Regions from separate parts of the Homo sapiens genome. Here region 2 is linked to region 1. The links are chromatin contacts, found by Hi-C or POLR2A ChIA-PET in ENCODE. All regions are on one chromosome and are shown on one strand. Each heading gives the region's core, a stretch centred on a gene start or an enhancer-like site at or near the end of the contact. The rest is flanking DNA. Distances are from core to core; before and after follow the strand shown.

The links. Hi-C counts contacts between places; a loop is a spot of excess contacts on that map. ChIA-PET counts read pairs that join two places held with the same protein, here RNA polymerase II (POLR2A). Pooled maps may share reads with other maps.
Region 2: a map of CD4-positive, alpha-beta T cell shows a loop between it and region 1 (2.3-fold over the local background). The contact joins two enhancer-like sites. A Hi-C loop is called at or near these places in 5 of 168 maps with a recorded cell type or tissue (CD4-positive, alpha-beta T cell, CD8-positive, alpha-beta T cell and naive thymus-derived CD4-positive, alpha-beta T cell) and 10 of 50 pooled maps. POLR2A ChIA-PET finds 5 or more read pairs at or near these places in 10 of 52 experiments (A549, CD4-positive, alpha-beta T cell, CD4-positive, alpha-beta memory T cell and 7 more).

What each region holds. Positions count from the first base shown.
Region 1 is chr14:97,619,200-97,622,964 of GRCh38, forward strand. No RefSeq gene overlaps it. Among named protein-coding and RNA genes, the nearest start is that of LINC02291, 66 kb to the right of the region's middle. Within about 2 kb of position 1,457, at least 3 of the 41 ENCODE cell types and tissues checked have a DNase peak (open chromatin) inside an H3K27ac peak, as active enhancers do; they include CD4-positive, alpha-beta T cell and CD8-positive, alpha-beta T cell, where a contact is called at or near this core.
Region 2 is chr14:97,722,276-97,726,375 of GRCh38, forward strand. The region is part of intron 2 of LOC105370651 (a long non-coding RNA gene); the gene reads left to right. Among named protein-coding and RNA genes, the nearest start is that of LINC02291, 38 kb to the left of the region's middle. Within about 2 kb of position 1,767, at least 3 of the 41 ENCODE cell types and tissues checked have a DNase peak (open chromatin) inside an H3K27ac peak, as active enhancers do; they include CD4-positive, alpha-beta T cell and CD8-positive, alpha-beta T cell, where a contact is called at or near this core.

The sequences.
Region 1 (3,765 bases), core at 207-2,706:
AGAGGTGGTTTGAGAGGTTGTTTTCACCAGTCTGCAGTGAAATGAGAAAAATAAGAGATGCAGCATGATTTTCATGACAATAACTTTCTTTGTTTCAAAGAAATGCTTTTGTCCCTGTGCCTTTAAAATGTCCTTTCTTGTATAAAATTATGCTGCTGATGTTACTATGTTTATTATTGTTGTTGTTCTAATTTCTTTAATTGGCAAGATTCGGAGTCTGCAGTACTTAGAAAAATTGCAAATAGATGTTGACTCTTTTGTTCTTCCTGAATCACCTCAGTGCAGAGATGAGAGTCTGGTGTTAGGTGACTGGTGCACCTTGTACAAGCTCACATCACTCTTCATGGTCTTTGTAATGATCTTGAGGCCTGTGTTTTTATTCTCCCCATTTAACAGAAGAGTAAACTGAGTCCAGATAATTTTGTTAAGCACTGATATTTTAGATTTTTGCTTATCATTTGACTCTAAGTTCAGATCACTTTTTTTTTTTTTTTTTTCAGAAAAATTACACTCTCCTATTACCCAAGTCATGTTTGAGTGGGATTTCTCTATGGATTGATGCTGTCCCAATCTTTGGGTCAGAGGTCCCAGTTGATTCATAAAAGTACACCTAGTTTAGAAAAAGTGACAGTATTTATTTGGGGGAAAAAGTTTTGAGCTCTCTGCATTAGGATCCTGCCAATATGCCCTCTCAAATTATATGCTTCTTAAGAAAAGAAGTTTGCTTTAATAAAAATAGATTCTATGCGACATGTTATTCTTCATAATTGGACCAAAGAGCACAAGGAGCACACACTTACAAGATAATCTGAAAATGAACGGACAAATAATATAGTAATCACCAAATCCTTATTACTTGAAGCCTATCTGCGCCAGGAGGCCCTTTCTCCCTTGATGATCAGGCCTGACCCCTATTAATTTTAATAGGAGTTAAATAGTCACGTCAAGGGAAGTATCAGGGAGTGCATTTGCAGCAAACCAACCCCAGAGATTAAGACCTCCACTTTTGGCTTTCTGCTGAAAATGTGACACATTGCCTGATGCTTATCTGCTTTTAATTGTGTGTTGTGTGTGTATGTTTTTCTCCCTTCTTTTTGCAGAGGAGGCAATTTGCAAATCGTTGCTATCTGCCTCCCTACAAGGAAGAGATAAATTATATGAGAGACTGTGGCGTTTGGCCTGTTTGATATCCTTTGCTGATAAATTGAAGTGTACCTTCATAATTAATACCCAATCTTTTCTGATAGGCTTTGCCACGCTAAACCTTGGAGGTATCTAACTGTAATGAAAAACCATTGTTGTGATCACCTTGCTCTTTTTTCCCTTTTTACCCCTTTCATCAAAAATATGCACAGAGGTTTTGTTGGACAGAAAGATCTCTCGGTTTTATTAAGCAGCATCTTCAAAGATTCAGCAGAGACAGACTTGCTTCTGTGAGCTTTGTAACATGTAAGTGACATTTCCCTGCGTTTAAATATGGCTTTGTTAGGCAGTGCTTGCAATCAGAATGCAAAAAAAAAAAAAAAAAAAAAAAAAAAAAAAAAAAAAAAGCCCCACTGTTAGAACCTGAAACCAAAGAGAAATAGATCCTCCTTTAGTTTCACTTTTGAAATAGGAAGTCGAGGGAAAGTCAAAATCAGACAAATCAAATTAGATTTAAAATTCCTGTGAACTCTCAGAATGCACGATCAGGATAAACATTTCTTTCTGAACCAAACAAAGCAAGACACCATTTAGTAAGATTTTATGATGGATAAGTGAGACTGCTCATTTGTGTACGACTTCACAACTAAGCAAAGTAATTAGAAAATTAGCTCATCAGCTCCCCAACCTTCTGACTCAGATGGGGCAAGGATTTTAGAAATAAGGCCATTTTACAGATAAGGAAATTGAGGCACAGAAAGTAGGCATGACTTCTCAAGGCAGACGTGGGATCAGAATATAGGTCTTCTGATATCTGCTGCAATTATTTTGCCACAAAAGAAGACTCTCCAACATTTTATGGTGATTTACATGTCAGTATATAGATATGAGGATTTTAGCCAAAACAGAGAAGAGATGAAGCCTGTGCCATCTCATTGGCTAGCCATCCCCTGTTGTCTTTCATTCTCTCTTTCTGCAAAACCTGCCACACCACAGGCTTTTTGAGGAGCATTCCTCTCACCTCATGCTCACTATTCTTGTTCCAGAGTCTTACTACGAATTTTATTCCTGGCTCCAGATCACATTCACTAGCCCTTGCTATTACGAGCGAAGTCATATTCCCCTGCCCATACACAGAGGCCAGAGCAAATCCTCAAGGCCTGGAAGGGGCAGCATCTTGGAGACACTTGGCAAGATACATGGCTGGAGACCTCAAGCTACCCTCCTAGACACAGATAATTTTTTTTAAGTTTCTGATTTGCAGAATTTTTATGGGGAAACAAAAGTAAATCAAACAAAACTAAATAAAAGACTGTATTTTTAAGGGCCTTTCATAAGTCGAATTGGCTCTTGCAATTCTTGTGACTCCACAACATGAAGCCATCTATCCACCCATCCAAACCTCCAACCTTCATTGGTCAAATATTAATTGAATCCCTGCTTTATATAAAGATCCTGCCTGCAGTGGAGCTTACATGCCAATATGAGATGGAGACAATGAGTAACAAACAAGTTTAAAGCAACAAGTAACAGACAAGTTGAAAGGTGATGTAGAGAAATGTAACACAGGGAGAGAAAGTGAGGAGAAGATCTACTACAGAAAATATGGTCAGTGAAGATGTCTCTGTAGAGGTGACATTTTAGCAATGACCAAAGAGAATAAAGCATGTAAAAAAAAAAAAAAAAAAACAAAAAAAACAAAAGAAAGGTCATTCTATGAAGAAGGAATGACAAGGTACCAGCATTTTAAAGGACATGACAGTGGCCCATTGGAAGACAGCATGACACCCAGTGAGGGAGTGTCATCTGGGGACCTCTGAGTTCAAGCAAATGCATGAATAAATGGACAACCCCAGCTGCCACTGACCAGCCTCATCATTTTGGGCAAGTCCCTTGTCCTTGAAATTGCTTCCCAATCTTGAAAAATAAGAGGATAAATAAACTGAAAAAAATATTTTAGGGTTACATTGACTTAAAATCCTGATTCCATGTAAAGCTTGCCCCAGAGACTTCATCATCTTTCTTCTTTCTTGTTACCCCAATCCTATTTTCCACCCAGATTAGAAAGCTATCATGAGTCCTCTTTGGACCCCAATCAGGGACTCCCATGGAAGTTCAAGAAAATCAAAGCATGAGAACTAATGAGATCCATCATGCATTCTTGGTGAAGTATTCTTAGCACAGTTGTGAAGTCTTTCTTCAGAATGAAATCCAAAATTTGATCAACAATGGGAGAAAATGATAAATTTACCCTTAATGTAGTAAGTGGACAATAATTACTCTGAAGAAGACAATTAATGTGGGTAGATAACTCTGCCAGCAACTTCATATCCATATTCAGTTGAAGTGTCATCTTGAAAAGAAGATACTCACTTTTTAAGCCAGAAGACACATGATTTAGGAGAGTATGCCTGTATTTCCCCACTGCCCTGATAAATACATGGAAGGCATAGGCAGAAAGACAGAAATACAATAATTGTTCCAGAATAAAAGAGCTTTGACCCCTTCCTTTGAAAATAAAAGCAAAATAAATTCATGAGTTGTTCATTAATACATTATTTTATCTGTTATATCTATTATGTAAAAGATTGCTTTATTTTCTTTCATTGTTTTGGAGTTTCA
Region 2 (4,100 bases), core at 517-3,016, 100 kb after region 1:
TGCAGAGACAAACCTTGATTGAGGAAAATATGAGAAGGCTACATTTAGGAGGCAGGATTTGAACCAGGCCTTCAATACATCCAGAAATCAGAGCCAGGCATAGTGGGGAAATTGCAGGGGAAGTGAGGTTCCCAACAGAGGGAGCACCCAGAGCCTTATGGGGGATCTTGGCATTTTTATTCCATTTTTGTTTTAAGTAAACTTTGCATTGAAGTTCAGCATACCTATAGAAAAGTGCACAATTTATAAAAATACAAATCTATAAAAATTTAAGAAAACATATCATCCAGTTTCTTTGGGAAGGGGTTCATTTTTTTCCCCTAATTTTCTATTTTAACTGCATCTAGTTTTCTGATTGAAAGTGACATTGAATTCCTGGAAGTAAGCTGGGAAGAAAAACTCATTCTATGAGTGAATACACTTGGCAAGAAGTAGTGGGGCTGTAATTGTGATAGTAACAGTGTTACTAGAAAACATCGGTGACTGCTATTGTTATGTGTTATGCTGACTATAATTTGTACTGCATTAGAGGAACGTAATCAGAGAAGACTTGGAGATATCAAGTCTTGGAGTATTACTGATAAATAAATAGAAGTAATTCTAGACTGTACAAGAAAGAGTTCAGTTTTAGAAATTTTAAGTTTCGAGTGTTTACTCAAAACTCATACAGAAGTGGAAATGTCTGGAAGAACAAAAGGACAGAAGAATGCATGGGTGAAAAATCAAAGGAGGGATCTTGGCTCCAGGAGACATGTGTGAGTTCTGCTGTGGGGCTACATTTAATCATGTCAGAGTTGAGGTTCTTGCTTTAGGAGCAGTTACTTAGAATGAGATGTCCGGGATTTGTCTTTTTCTTTTATTTTACCCAGAAAGAAATGGAAGTAACTAGAGTGTCTGTTATACTGTTGCAAATGCGGTTCTGGAGCAACAAAGATTGATCAAAGCTGGAAGCAGGGCTTTGGGTATTGTCTGTTTTCAGAGAGTAATTGAAGCCACAGGTCGGACAAAATGGTCTGGGGAATGGACAGGGAGCAAGGTGACCCCAGTGTGTTGGAGGGTGCCAGAGCTCAGGGCAGGAGTCCCAGCTGTGCATGGTGGTGGCAGCTGCCCCGCTTGCCAAGCCCAGGTGGATGAGGTGGGCAGTGGGTGGGGGGCACTCATGCACCATCCACAGAGAGGGTTAGAAGCTAGAGTACTTTGCAGATGTCAACAGTCGATTGCAGACAATTAGGAGGCTGCCTTTTTTCTCCTTCTCCCAGGACCCCTAAGACAAACTGTCTGAACCATAACAGTTGAGTCTGAGGATATCAAATAAGTAAGGCAAAGAGAGACCCCGTGGAATAATTGTGGTTAGTGGCTTGCGGGGCTGCGGATGGGCTGTGGGGGGCGGGTTGCTCAAGAGAAAGAAACTTGCTTTTAATCAATGTGCTAATCCAGGACATAAGGTCTCCTTTCTCTCCCTCCCTTGTTTCATTTCCCAGGGCTCAGTCCCCATTCCCACCCCCTGCTCCCTCCCCATACTGGTTGAATGGAAATTTGGTCCAGTTTTTTTTTTTTTTTAATATAGATACATTAAAAAACAGACACTGATCTTCAAAGAAGGCTGCAATTTCACTGGCGACGGAATGTTTATAGCCACAATTTGTTTGGTTCTGATAAAATGCACATGCCCCGTTATTCCATTTTATTTTGCATCCCAAGCCAGGCTTGCTTCTTACATTGGCCTGTGCCTCTCCTAGTCAGCAAGACAGAGGGAGACAGAGAGACGGAGAGAGACAGAGAGACCTTCCTCGAGCTGTGGCTACATCTGCCTGTGGGTGTCCTGGACTCCATGGGCCCAGAGGTCATTGAATGTGGCGGAAGGAGACACAGTCCAGGAGTGAGGATGACCAGCCAGAGGGAATTTCAGGCACTCCCAGAGATACGTTATGCCCCATCAAGAGAAACACCAGCCTTCCCAGGTCTCGCTGAAGCTAGAAAATAATGCCCCCAGTTCTTCTTGGGAGATGGTGCAAGGGAGGTGAAAGAGTCTTGAAACTAAAAAATGTGGACTTAAATCTTAGCTTAGTCACTTTCCTGCGGTATGATTTGAACACAATTTTCTCCGAATTGGCTTCCCCGTTTGAAAACCAACAGCGTCTGCCCTACAGAACTGGTGTGAGAGTAAACAGATTAGGACCAGGTCAGCAGGACGGAGCATGCCCAGAAGAGAGTAGAAAGTGCAGTTTTGCCAAGGAGAGGGAATTGAGAGGAGTATTCTAGCCGGGAGGGCGGTGGGCACCCCAGCACACAGGCATGAGGAAACAGCATTGCTTGGGGGAGAAGTCTGAAGTGACTGGGTGTTTAGTTCAGAGATAGAGCAACAGGAAATGAAGCTGGCAGAACAAGAGGTCAGGTTGTGAGCCACTCTGAGGAGTTTAAGTTTCCTTTTGCCGGCCGTGGGAGAGCTTTAGGATTCTAAGTAGAGAACGATGTATGTTTAGATTGTGCCCTGGAAAAAAAAATGACCATTTGCAGCAGGATGGATCCACTGCAATGGTGGGAAGAAGAAAAGAAGTTAGAAAGCATAAGGGCAGGTAATGCTTCTCAGTACTGTGCATGCATTACTGAATTCACTGCGGCAGCAAAGGACACTGCCTGCAATGGTCAAGAGTTAGGACTCTGGGTTCTGATCTCAGCTCTGTCATGGACCAACTGTGGAATCTGGAACAAGGCAGTTACACTCGCTGTGCCTCAGTGACCCTATTTATAAAATGTGGATGGCAATAATGTTTATTGCCAATATAGATACTGTGAGGATTACATGAACTATTATTTTTTTTTTTTGAGACGGAATCTTGCTCTGTTGTCCAGGCTGGAGTGCACTGGTGCGATCTTGACTCACTGCAACCCCGCCTCCTGGGTTCAAGCGATTCTCCTGCCTCAACCTCCTGAGTAGCTGGGATTACAGGCGCCCACCACGACGCCCAGCTAATTTTTGTATTTTTAGTAGAGACGAGGTTTCCCCATGTTGGCCAGGCTGGTCTTGAACCCCTGACCTGCCCACCTCGGCCTCCTGAAGTGCTGGGATTACAGGCGTAAGCCACTGCACCTGGCCGACATGAATTTTAAATACAAAAGAAAACCACTGCAAAACACTTAAAGAGTGTGCATGGCAAATACAATACATGCACTCAATAAATGCTGCATATTATTTCCAGCTAAAATGTCAGAGCACTATGTGCTCTAACTAAGCAGTTTATGTATGTCATTCCATTTAATCTTTACATTTTCCCTGGAAAACAATTGCTACTTCTATATCTTTTTCTTTGCCTGATGAAAATTAAAGTTCAGAGAAATTGAATTCTTGCCCAGCATGATTAGATGCTACCTGGAGGAGCTGGGAAATAAAGCCAGATTTCTTCCAAAACCCATGGGCTTCAACATTGCCCGTTGAAAGAGGAAGAACAGGAATGAAAATCTCCAGTTCTTCAATCTTGAGTTGCAGGCAGTATATAAAAAAGCCAGTGGAGATATTGCTGATGGAAAGGCTTAACTTTATGCTTTTGGTAAGTGTTCCCTCCAGCCCCACTGCTTTCCATCAGCGTGTGTGTGTGTGTATGCATGTGTGTGTGTGTGTTGTGTGTGTGTGTGTGTGTGTGTGATTGGTCAGGCTGACTCTAGCCAGTGCTAATAATTCTCTGAGGAACTCTAAATGACACATTGCTGTTGATCAGATCAATCAGTCAAAGGGCACATTCTACATTTTTACTTTCACTGAAGTTTTCCTTTTTTCTTTCTTCCTTCATCAATTGAAATCTGATGAAGACAAACTCTTCTTAAAATCTGATAGGCTTTATTTAAGAAGATTTGTATGATTTTATTTGAAAAGTTAATTTTTAACTATAATTCAAAATTTCTCTGTAGGTAAAACCCTGGCACAAATTTTCAGTTCCCAGTGACAGAAAACAAAAGAATAATGAAATGCTGGGGTTGGAAGAGCCTCCAGCCCAACTCCCCACCTGGCCTGCAACCCTGCCACATTCCCTGGGTCATCTCACTCTGTCTCCCAAGACACAGAAGCCTCTGCTCTTGGGAATTCCTTTCTCTTAGAACCTGAC